Regions from separate parts of the Homo sapiens genome. Here region 1 is linked to region 2. The links are chromatin contacts, found by Hi-C or POLR2A ChIA-PET in ENCODE. All regions are on one chromosome and are shown on one strand. The core of a region is the stretch at or near the end of the contact, and the rest is flanking DNA. Distances in the headings are between cores, read along the strand shown. Region 1 holds the start of LINC01623 (long intergenic non-protein coding RNA 1623). Region 2 holds the start of H2AC15 (H2A clustered histone 15).

Evidence for each region. Hi-C counts contacts between places; a loop is a spot of excess contacts on that map. ChIA-PET counts read pairs that join two places held with the same protein, here RNA polymerase II (POLR2A). Pooled maps may share reads with other maps.
Region 1: a loop to region 2 is called in a map of naive thymus-derived CD4-positive, alpha-beta T cell, with 2.7 times the contacts of the local background. The contact joins the promoter of LINC01623 here to the promoter of H2AC15 in region 2. A Hi-C loop is called at or near these places in 4 of 168 maps with a recorded cell type or tissue (OCI-LY7, Ramos and naive thymus-derived CD4-positive, alpha-beta T cell), 2 of 37 single-sample maps with no recorded cell type and 12 of 50 pooled maps. POLR2A ChIA-PET finds 5 or more read pairs at or near these places in 16 of 52 experiments (CD4-positive, alpha-beta T cell, CD4-positive, alpha-beta memory T cell, CD8-positive, alpha-beta T cell and 11 more).

What each region holds. Positions count from the first base shown.
Region 1 is chr6:28,859,588-28,865,592 of GRCh38, reverse strand. LINC01623 (long intergenic non-protein coding RNA 1623) reads left to right here and starts at 1,916. Exons shown (of 2, transcript NR_033379.1): 1 at 1,916-2,309; 2 at 3,578-5,968. TRA-AGC2-2 (tRNA-Ala (anticodon AGC) 2-2) reads left to right here and starts at 1,837; the gene lies at 1,837-1,908. It also overlaps the pseudogene RPL13P.
Region 2 is chr6:27,837,012-27,843,192 of GRCh38, reverse strand. H2AC15 (H2A clustered histone 15) reads left to right here and starts at 4,818. Exons shown (of 1, transcript NM_003510.3): 1 at 4,818-5,313. The coding sequence starts at 4,854. The coding sequence ends at 5,246. It overlaps H2BC15 (H2B clustered histone 15), which reads right to left and starts at 4,624. Exons shown (of 1, transcript NM_003520.4): 1 at 4,083-4,624. The coding sequence starts at 4,531. The coding sequence ends at 4,151. RefSeq lists enhancers at 4,373-4,582, 4,913-5,002, 5,073-5,182, 5,453-5,502, 5,573-5,662 and 2 more.

The sequences.
Region 1 (6,005 bases), core at 667-3,166, 1.0 Mb before region 2:
GAATGAACTCTGGCTACACCGCATCTAACGATTGTAACACTCATCCGGAGGACTTGTGGCTTTCTTGAAATCAGTGAGATCAAGAACCCGCCAATTCCGGACACAATGTTTTACGAATTGTGTGTTAGTAGGAGTTGCTCCTTACAACTGCTATTTCACAAACATTTATTCCTTGATATAACCTGCCACCACTAGAATTGCAGTCACTGATTCACCAAAAATAAATCAATCATGTCGTTTTTGCTGATCTTAACTTGAGGTGCAGCTCATATTTTTTTCAATATTTAGTGTTAGAAGTGTTTGGAGTCCTTATTTAGAAATTTGGTGTTTTTGTGATCAGACATTTGCCAAGAAAATTAACTCTTAAATCAATTAGTCTAGTCTATGGTAGAATTAGTTTTATTTTGCTTAAAGTAATAGTTTCCAAAAACCAACTGACAATAAGTGAGGACTTCCTATATTTTTATGCTTAGGTTTGATGAAGTGGATAGTCCCATAGCAGTATAATTGGATAAAAGGGGGTATGATCTAATGGTTATAAACTGGGGTGAACTTAGCAAAGCCTGTTTATTCAGGTTCTCTTTGGCATCTCTGTGTCTTCGTTTATTTCCTCCAAGTACATTTTCTCCCCTCTGAATTGACGGTCTTATCACCTACTTTAATTGGAAGATCAGGTAGCTTTCATGGCCCGCTTCACGGAACAAGGGCCCAGAGAAAAACGTTTCTGCTTCTGCTGTTTTCTCAAATGCCGAGGTGTCGTATTTTGGGAGTAGTGTGACCTGAACCCAGTCAAAAGACGTCCGAGTCTTTCTAATCTCTGGGTCATAGGGTCGCCTTTGGCCTATGCATTGTACGTATACAGTATGGCATTTCGCATGTCTGTCCACTTCTAGGCGCACAGTCCAACTGGCTTTGACTGGTCAGGAAGGCCAGGCCTGGATCTGGGGTTGGTACTATAGGTTAGATGTTTTCAGGTTTTGAAGGAGAAACAGGTCCCTTAAGGATGAGAGCGAATCAGAAGAAGACAGACAAAAAAGGATTTAGGATTTGTTCCAGAAGCTCATTTCTGGATTGACTGTCGTACCAAGGTTTGGCGAACGGCGGCAAGCGCTTGCCAGTTTGTCGAAGAGTGGAGAGGTCAGTTGTGCCAAGGAGTGGAGAGGTCTAAGAACTCTCCAGGAGCACGGAGGGTTTATGCAGTCATAAATCGCCTTGCTTCTGCATACTTTTTATTCCGTGGAGGATTCCGCCCGGGCGATGGCGCCATAAATGCAGGTGCGTCCTGGCTCTTTTCTCTTCCCAGTGCGCATCTCGGCGACTCTCACCACCCGAGTCTCAGAGCCCGCGAAACGTAGCGTGCCAGGTTCTCCATCCCGAGGCTGGGCGCGGGAACCTGCAGGGGCAGTAACTACGACCGGGACAAGCCGATCTGCAATTCCCCTCCTGTTTTCTCTGCCCCTTGGACTTAAATTCCCACGGCGGCGTTTAGGGCTTTCGTTTTATCTTTCTGCGTTATGCTCGCGGTTTCCTGGCAACCTTTCCAAGCAGAATCACCCCATCACAGACCTTTCTCTGGGGGGCGGCCAGGCAGGACGGCTCCCTTATAAACCCCGATAGGTGGTTGTCGAGCGGCCGTCCGAGAGGGTGACCTGCAGCGGGAGATCCCAGGCCCAGCACGGGACTTTCGATATAACATTCAGTTTTCCTTCTCTCAGCGCAGTCAGGAAACAATATCCAGTATAGCGAATTCAAAATTAAGTTCGACAAAATATGCTTCTTGGCACGACCGATAATAGTAACAGGTCATAGAAATATTTTGGCCCACGTTGAGCGTTGGGGGGTGTAGCTCAGTGGTAGAGCGCGTGCTTAGCATGCACGAGGCCCCGGGTTCAATCCCCGGCACCTCCAGCTTCATTTTTCTCCCGCCTTTTCTCCTAGATGTGCCTTGTTTGCAAAATCATGTCTATCATGTCCACGACTCGCCTCAATTTTTTTTCTTTTGTTTTTGTGGCACTTTCATTCTCTCTCAATTCTTCAAATTCACATGGAAACCAAGGAAAACAAGCTCCGTTTTGCTTTCAATATTGATGCATTTCTGCTCTAAGGCTTTGACACCACCCTGGGTGGCTGTGTCAAGAGATGAAAGACAAAATGAAAGAGGCCGCGGAAGCACAGACTGGCAGAATTCCAAAACCCGAAAAACAAGCAAGGCACCAAATTAACAAGCCCAATCACATTGGTTACATTTCCCAGTATTATCGAAGATCAAGCAAGAAAGAAAAAGACAGAAAACAAATGCGAAACCACAGGTAATTTTTTACAATTTATTTTAGATCCTTTCTTTTTTGAGCTGTTCCTTGGTCAAGGGACAGACCCAGAAAATAGGAAAACTGTCCCACGGATTTCCCCACCACTCTCTTCCCATCGCAATCTCTTTTCTTTTCCCCCATCAGGTGTCCTCTTGTTCGTCCGATTTTAGACTTTGTAAGCTTTTTGTAGGCTTTTTTTTTTTTTTTTTTTGGAGACAAGAGTCTCACTCTGTCTCCCAGGCTGGAGTGCAGAGTGCAATGGCACCATCTCGGTTCACGTGCAAGCTGTGCCTCCCAGATGCAAGTGATTCTCCTGCCTTAGCCTCCCGAGTAGCTGGAATTACAGGCATGATGCACCACCATGCCCGGCTAATTTTTTTTTTTTTAGTGGAAACGGGGGTTTCACCATGTTGGCCAGGCTGGTCTCGAACTCCTGAACTCAAGTGATCCACGATCCACCCGCCTCTGCCTCCTAAAGTGCCGGGATTCCAGGCGTGAGCCACCACGCCTGGCCTACTTTGTATGCATTTCTTTGACTCATTGTTATTGTTTCTGACTTTATTAGGGTAACTTTTATTAAAGCATAATGTAAGCTTTGGATCCAAATAGAAGTTCTTTATTGTGTTAAATAAATTGAAGCCTTCGTATCTGGCTGACTTGAAGCAGCACTTAGCTAGTTTTAAAAGATATGGAAGGCAATCAGAAAACAAAGATACATATCCCCACTCCCTTCTCTTCCCAATTCTAACCGCAGCTCACATTTTGAAGGGCCTCACACATGCATGTGTGAACATCTCAACATATTAGCGGTGGCAGTTATCTGTAAGGAGTCTGCAGCAACATTAATTCTTGCCTCCTCAGGAGAAGGAAAGAATTCGATTGAGGAGCATAATGCCGAAGGAGAGACCGAGGCAAGTCTTAGAGCAGGGGTGAAAAATTATTGAAAATATTTAGAGCACTAATGAAGGAAAGTACACTTGGAAGAGGGCCAAGCAGGCGACTTGAGAGACCAAGTGCACGGCTTGACCTCTAGACCTGGGGTCGTAAACGTTGGCATAGTTCCTAAATCTTGTGTTATTTCTCCCCACTCCTGAGATCTTATTGGGAAGTGACCGACCACCAGTTTCACGTGTTTTCTATCTGTTAAGAAACTGCCTTTCTCTGTCAGAGGAAGAATCAGTTTAAACTTTATAGATTTCTTTTAAAACGTATTTATTACAAGTCCCCAAGAGGGCTTTATTTTTGCTTTCACACATCCTGTTTTTCAGCTTCCTTGGCTCTTTTTGCCCATATGCCGAAGAGCCGAGCATTGCCGCCAAGCATTGGCACCGGCCATGCGGAGACTAGCGAAAGCTTTGCAATTCCTCTACTTCTCAGTGATGACTCGGGCTTTCTCCTTACATTCTTGATGGGCATGACCGGTCCTGTCAGCTGGGTGGCCAATTTCTGTTCTTCAGCAGAACTGTCTCCCTTCTTGGGGGCCGAGGGCTTTCTGGGGAAGAGGATGAGTTTGGAGCAATACTCATTCAGACGCTGCACATTGGCCTGCAGGGAATCGGTGGACTTGTTCTGCCTCCTCGGATCCACAGAGATGCCAGTGGTCCGGGTCACCTTCTTGTGAATGCCCGCCACCCTGAGCTCCAGGCTGAAGCCTCTGCCGGCGCGCACCTTGATGTGATAACGCACAGCAGGGCACAGCACAATGGGCCAGATGGGTCCCGACTCTCCGGGCGCGGGGCGATGCAGCGCCCTTTGGCTTGCCGGGCCTTGATTCTGCGGATCTTCTGGTTGAACCACGTGGCCACACGCTGCTGCCAGTCCTTGTGGAAGTGGGGCTTCAACATCATGCCATTCCTGCTGGGCGCCATGGCTGCCTACGGCCCTCCTACGAAGGAAACACTTTATAGATTTCTATAGCAGTGTTACATAGTAAGGTTTTATGGCGAGTTTTGTAGCATGGATCATACTACCTTAGGACTGATGGTAAAGTTTTAGTCTAAGGAAAGCTCTGAAAATTTGAAAATGTGTAACCACCCAATGAGTTCAGCTTGCCCACTGCCTAGACAGAACCATTTATCAAGACGGGCATGCAAAGCCGGCTGTGTGGGAGACCCGTTTTATTATTATTCAAATCAGTCTCCCCAAGTGGATTGCAGTTTTTAAGGATAATTTGGTGGGTAGGGGACCAGTGAGTTGGGAAAGTTGATTAGTCGGGTCGGAGATGAAATCAGAGGGAGTCGAAGCTGTCCTCTTGTGTTGGCTTAATTTCTGGATGGGGGCCACAAGACCAGATGAGCCAGTTTATCGTTATGGGTGGTGCTAGCTGATCCATAGAGTACAGGGGCTGCAAAATATCTCAAGAACTGATCTTCGGTTTTACAATAGTGATGTTATCCTGAGGAGCAATTGGGGGAGGTTTAGAATCTTGCAGCCTCCAGCTGCATGACTCCTAAACCATAATTTATAATCTTGTGGCTAATTTGTTAGTCCTGCGAAAGCAGTCTAGTCCCCAGGCAGGAAGCGGGTTTGTTTTGGAAAGGGCTGCTATTGTCTTTGTTTCAAAGCTAAACTATAAACTAAGTTCCTCCCAAAGTTAGGTCAGCCTACGACCAGGAATGAACAAGGACAGCTTGGAGGTTAGAAGCAAGATGGAATTGGTTAGGTTAGATCTCTCACTGTCTCAGTTGTAATTTTGCGATGGTGTTTTCAAATGTTGATTTAAAGAAGACCATAAATTTGTGTTGCTTTCTCAGATTTTGAGAATAAGGACAAAAAGTGTATGTTTTAATGGGAGAATCTTAAGAATTTCACTACTGAAGTGGATTTCTCTGTCCATTAACAGTGCTAAATGTTTTGTATTTCCCAGTTGGAAAAACAAAATCTGCAAGCTTTGAATGATACTTGTTATTAGGTTTTGGTAACAGCTGTTGTACTATTCCCATTTCAATGCTCAATAGCCACACGTGGCATGTCATACCTACCAGGTGGACAGCACAGATATAGAACATTTTCATCATTGTAAAAAGCCCTATTTGACAACACTAACTTAAAGTATTAATCTTTTAGAAGAGAAAGCTTCAGTCCAACCCAAATTACACAATTTTACTTTTGAAAATATTGTTGAAACAACGTTCAATTTTTTAAAATTTTGGAAAACTGAATGAAATCCATTTGTAAATGCGCAAATGGTACTGGAGGTGGAAAACTGAAGCCTTGCTATAGTTTTAGTTTTTTGGAGGGTTATGATCAACACAGAGAAGAAAAGATTCATCTACCCATAGAGCTTCTTGAGAAAAATTTTCTAACAATAATTTTGAAAATTTGTAGTGAATTTGTTCTTGCCATTATTTATGGGTGCTTTCATGTGCGAGGCACATCAAAGTTCTGGGGAATGACTTAGGCACAACCAAATGGCTATCTTGGGAAGACCAAAGTCCTTTGCTATATATGAGAGTTTTGAGATGGCGACTACCTTTCTGTATGGTAGATTCTTGTTTTTGAATATGCCCTCTGGGTTTTCAAAACAAATTGTTTTTACAATACCTATAGTAGTTATCTAGGGCATATTCTTTAGCTTCAAAAATTCTATCTTTAGAATGGGCTTCAATATTCATAACTGAGTTATTTTCCTCTAATAAATCATTAACATTTTCCCATGTTTTATTGTGGTGTTCATGGTAGTTTAAAATACCTTAT
Region 2 (6,181 bases), core at 3,569-6,068:
CCATGGAAGGGAGTGCTCTGTTTCCAATGAGGAAAATATAAATTTTTCTAGTCTGGCCAAAGACCATTTATTCAGGTAAATAGTTGTTTTTTCAAGACATAGCTGTAAAAAAAAAAAAAAAAAAAAGTCCTTTAGGACCAGATTCTCTCATATAATTCTATGTTCCAATCTGTTCCTTTTTGCCCTACAAATTGTTCTTCAGAAAAAAAAATATATATATATATATAGACATATATATATAGACATATATATAGACATATATATATATACATACACAAAAAGTTATTTGGGGCAAAACATGAATCATGTGCTTTCTTGAAGCTACCATATAAAAGTTCCAGTGTAAAGCACTAACATGACAACCTGGTTTGGATTAGCTCTAATCAATTCCCCAAGGCTCATTAGCAATGTCATAAATTAATCAAGATTGTTTCAGCAACAGAGGGTACCATGCTTGGCTATCAGGTGCAAATAACTTAAAAGATCTATCTTTGAGTCCTTATTTCTCTTTATCTCTCTGTTTTAGAAATTTTAACTTCTTAATAACTGAGAGTAATGGGCCTGATATGTGAACTTTGTAAAGAAGTGTTCAATTTTTTTCTGAATGCTTCTCTCCATTCTCCACACAGATTTTAGCCACCGCACACACAATATTCTTCTAGACATCTTCTTCCCTGCTGACAATTCCAGGTTATTCAAGTAGTCCCTGATGGCCCAAACTTCATATAGACATATAGATGCAGAAATATAGACATCTATCTATATTCTCTGTATGTTTAATAAGGAGTCACTTCACTATTCTTTATTCTGGCCTGGAGAATGTGTTTAGGTATCTTAATCCTTCCAAATCCCCTTCTCACTTTCTCTTCTGGATTTTAACTACAGATTCCTCCATTCCATAAAACAAACCAATATCAGAATTTCCTGCTGATTATCTGTATTAATGGAGAGGCTCAAAGGCACCTGTGCTATGAAAAGTTGTGATGAAAAAACTCAAATGTATGATGAATTTACTGTTCTCAAGTATTTTGGTGTGAAATGGTGGGAGGAGAGGAGATACATAAATGCAAAAAGTATAATCTCTGTTCTAACAGAGAGAGGAGTATACACACATACACATACATAACATATATACAAAATACATATATACATACACACACACAGCCTCCAGAGAGATGTTACAAAGATTTTGTGGGAAGTTAAGTAGAGATTATAAGAGCTAGAGGAGCTAAAGGAAGACAGAGCTCAGCTAGGCTCTAATAGAGAGGGCTTCAGAGAGTGAGACTTGTGTGAACTTTGGAGGATAAGTTAGGATTTAGATAGATGGAGAAGCAGGGAGAAAGAACATTTAATTAAATGGATTTCATGAAGTCTGAATTGTATCAATTCTGTGCCAAATGCAGATTCAATACATCAAATAATGTAAAGAAACCAACTGTAATGAAGCACCATCAAGATCCTCCAAGCACTTCCTGGGAATCAGGATTTTTGGTCTAGGGTCTTTAGTCTACAGATTGAGAAGCAAGGGTACCTGGAGATTGGTTGCTGACTCTTAATTTTAGCCAAATCTTGAGCTTTCTGAATCCATGGGCCTTCTTAATGCTCTCTGTGAATCTTCTTTTTCTCTTCCTTAAGAGAGGAGAAGGAATGAATAATATTTAGAAAATGAATAATATTTACAGGAACACTATTAAGTTTGAGTTTCTCACCTGTAAGTTTTCCTTTATGACAAACTATGTGATGCTTGTAACTTGTTTTTACACAGGGGGTTTTTTCCTATTATATTTTCCAGTATAGTATTTGATACATAAGTTTAATACATGTAACATATATTTAAAGTGTAAATCAGGCTGGGCATGGTGGCTCATGCCTGTAATACTAGCACTTTGGGAGGCCGAGGAGGGTGGATCATGAGGTCAGGAGTTCAAGACCAGCCTGGCCAACATGGTGAAACCCCATCTCTACTAAAGATACAAAAAATTAGCTGGGTGTGGTGGCGGGCTCCTGTAAACCCAGCTACTCGGGAGGCTGAGGCAGGAGAATTGCTTAAACCTGGGAGGCGAGGGTTGTAATGAGCCGAGATCGCGCCATTGCACTCCAGCCTGGGCGAAACGGTGAGACTCTATCTCAAAAAAATAAAAATAAAAATAAAGTTTAAATCAAATTATATCAAAACCCATGATAAAACATCTAACCCAAAACTGGAATATTGACGACAACTTGTATTTACCTCTGTGTTTTTCCCCATCCCATGTCTTGCCTTTATCGCTAAGATAGCCAGTGCCAGGTATTTTAAAAACTCTCTTAAAAGTTTTCATTATCACGCACTTGTGTATACTTATTCTGTATAAGCGCTTCTATATACACTTCAACAATGTATAATTTGGTTTTATTTTCATTTTATTTATTTATTTATTTATTTATTTATTTATTTATTTATTTATTTATTTTAAGAGGTAGGGTCTCACCATACTGCCCAGGCTGGTCTTGAACTCCTGAGCTTAAGCAAACCTCCCATCTCAGCCTCCCAAAGTGCTAGGATTACAGGCATGAGCCACCATGCCCAGCCATGGTTTTACTTCTGAGTTTAAAAAAAATGTTATTATATATGAACCTTCTGAGACTTACATTTCTAAAATTCAACCAGGTACTGTGTGTACCTCAATAAATGCATTATTTTGACCATGAACATGTAGTTGCCTCTAGTATTTTTATCTATTAAAAATGGCATTTTTTCCATTCTCATATGTCTCCTGTTGCATGTGTGCAAAATATTCTTTCATGTAAACAGCTAGGAATCGAATGGTTGGGTCACTGGAGTACACTTACTGGATAAAAAATATTATCAAAAACCTTCAGCAAATACAATTTGATGTGGAAGAGTTCCCACACTGATTCTTGGCAAAGACCAAAATACTTTTAAATATGCCACTCCTAAGTGTTTAAAATGAAGACACTCATTTTGATTTCCTGAGTTGGGGGTGGGGGAAAACAATGGAGAACAGCCCTTCTCCTCCTCTATTTTTTTTTCTTTTAACATTTCTTCCAATTACTAGAGATACAGTAAACGCAAGTGACACAGACAAGAAAACATGGAGCAGACCCTAACAGAAAAAGTAGGGAATAGAAACTATGTTCATAAATAGGAATTCCACACAAGAGAATTATGGGAATGAGTAAGACAGCAAGATTCCTCCAAAAAACCTGCACTGCCAAGAATTTTCCCAACTAGAACACTCACCAGAGAAAACGGTGGCCAAGTTTCAAACTGCCCTCGCAGTGTCGGGATTGGCCATTGACATCAACTCAGCCCGATTGACGTGTACGGTGCTGTAAACTGGGTTCAAACTTTTTTCTACTGCCTTTCTATCTTAATATTTAGCAAATCCAAACTGGGGACAAGGGAGGAGAAACAGCACCACTCTCAAAACAAACAAGTCGATTTGTACGTTTGTGTGTGTGCCAACTGCTTCATTACTAAAGTACACATGAAGTTTAGGGACAGAGCGCCGGAAGCACTGTGGATATTTTACCAGTGACACTTAAGTATTATATTTTCTTTGGGGTCAACAGGAACTGAATTTTCCCTTTACTAGGTTTGTCTGATGATAAACCTCATCCTTCTTCAGATATAAAATTGTCTCAAGCGTTGCTGCAACATGCAGTACACTGCAGTGCTAATTAATTTCTTTTCTTTTTCTTTCTTTTTTGAGACAGAGTTTCGCTCTTACTGCCCAGGCTGGGGTGCAATGGCCCGATCTCGGCTCACTGCAACCTCCATCTGCCGGGTTCAAGCGATTCTCCTGCCTCAGCTTCCCGGGTAGCTGGGATTACAGGCGTCCGCCACCACGCCCAGCTATTTTTTTGTACTTTTAGTAGAGACGGGTTTCACCATGTTGGCTAGGCTCGTCTCGAACTTCTAACCTCAGGTGAGCCACCCGCTTCGGTTTCCCGAACCGGGATTAGAGGCTTGAGCCAAAATTAGTTTCTAACAAGGCTAAAGGAATCTTGGAAATCGTCTTTGTAGCAAGTAAGAAATACCTGCTGTAAGAACAGTGAGTGCCAGTTCTCTTTGGGAAGACTGAGTGGCTCTGAAAAGAGCCTTTGGGGTGTGGGCCGAGACTGACCGAACGTTCCGCGGTGGGCGGGCTCACTTGGAACTGGTGTACTTGGTGACGGCCTTGGTGCCCTCCGACACCGCGTGCTTGGCCAGCTCCCCTGGCAGCAGCAGGCGCACGGCCGTCTGGATCTCCCTGGAGGTGATGGTCGAGCGCTTGTTGTAATGCGCCAGGCGGGAAGCCTCGCCGGCGATGCGCTCGAAGATGTCATTGACGAAGGAGTTCATGATGCCCATGGCCTTGGACGAGATACCGGTGTCGGGGTGGACCTGCTTCAGCACCTTGTACACGTACACGGAGTAGCTCTCCTTGCGGCTGCGCTTGCGCTTCTTGCCGTCCTTCTTCTGGGCCTTTGTCACTGCCTTCTTGGAGCCTTTCTTCGGGGCAGGAGCGGACTTTGAGGGCTCGGGCATGACTGGGAGTAACTGCCGGAAAATTGGAGGAAAAAAACAGGAAGACGGTAGCTCTGTCAACCTACCGCTTATTCACTGCTTCTTAACGCAAGTGGGGTAGAGAATGAAGTTGTGCGTTTAACCAGTGGTGAGTCCTGGAAACGTATATTAACTTTGTCCAATCAAAATAAGTGTTTTTCAAAACCGCAATCCCATTGGTTAAAGCGAAACTGTAATGTTAGCCAATAGCACAGCTTAGTTTTCGTGCCTCTGTTGACTATAAGTAGCGGAGCTTTAGCGTTACGTCAGTCTCAGGAACGTTACTGATTGAATTTTTTACGTCATGTCGGGACGTGGCAAGCAGGGCGGCAAAGCTCGCGCCAAGGCTAAGACCCGTTCTTCAAGGGCGGGTCTTCAGTTCCCAGTGGGCCGAGTGCACCGACTGCTCCGCAAGGGCAACTACGCTGAGCGGGTCGGTGCCGGAGCGCCGGTGTACCTGGCGGCGGTGTTGGAGTACCTAACCGCCGAGATCCTGGAACTGGCTGGCAACGCGGCCCGCGACAACAAGAAGACCCGCATCATCCCGCGCCACTTGCAGCTGGCCATCCGCAACGACGAGGAGCTCAACAAGCTGCTTGGTAAAGTGACCATCGCCCAGGGTGGTGTCCTGCCCAATATCCAGGCCGTGCTGCTGCCTAAGAAAACTGAGAGCCACCACAAGGCCAAGGGCAAGTAGCGGGGCTGGAGCAGTTCATTACTCATACCTCGGTCCAAACCAAAAAGGTTCTTTTCAGAGCCACCTACTTTTTCACCAAGTAGAGCTGTGTTCAGTTTTATCTGATAGTCGAGTCATTTTGCAATGGCACTGGAATGCTGTATGGAGATGAAGCAAAACTAAACGGCTTTTACACCACATTGTTTTGAGATAGAAAGTAGACATTGAAATGTTTACGGTACATCAAGAAATTTAGGCGCGGCAGCTCGCGCCTGCAATACAGCTGAAACAATAAGAAAAGTGAGGCAAGAGAATAACAAAGGGAGCTGAAAGTTAGAGGGCAGAATAAGTAAAAGCAAAGGGCAGAAGTAAGGTAGATGGGCGGGTGAACAAGAAGCGAGATAACAAGCAGTGAACCTTTTGCAGCCGAAACAAAAGAGATAATGTGAGCAAGGACCTCGTGGCCGGCAAGATCTGGAACAAACCAGTTTAAGAGGCAGCTCTTCAGAGATGGGCATGCGTATTAGAGAGGAAAAGTATCCTTAACAAAAGCCCGTATGATAATCAGCTACTTAAGGTTCATGCATATGGGCTACATATCATGCATATATTTAAGATTATAAGATAGAGGCACAAGCCACAGAGGACAAAGTAAGCAACAAACCTATCAATAAAAGGGCAGATGCTGGCTATAGATTAGGCAGCACTGGGAACAGAAAACATACACACACGCACGCACACACATAAAATGACTCAAACTACAGCAAGCTGACGCTGATCTCACCTCGCAGAGGTCAGTCCGCTCTCTCCCACCCCCGAGAGTGTAATACTCTGTTTACTAAACTTTTGCTGCTTTGCTTTGCTATCTGTGTGTGTGTCGTCCAATTTCTACCGGGCACCAAGAGCCTGGAACTGTTTGGCACCATCCGGTAAACAGAACCGCTTTGGGAAGCCGA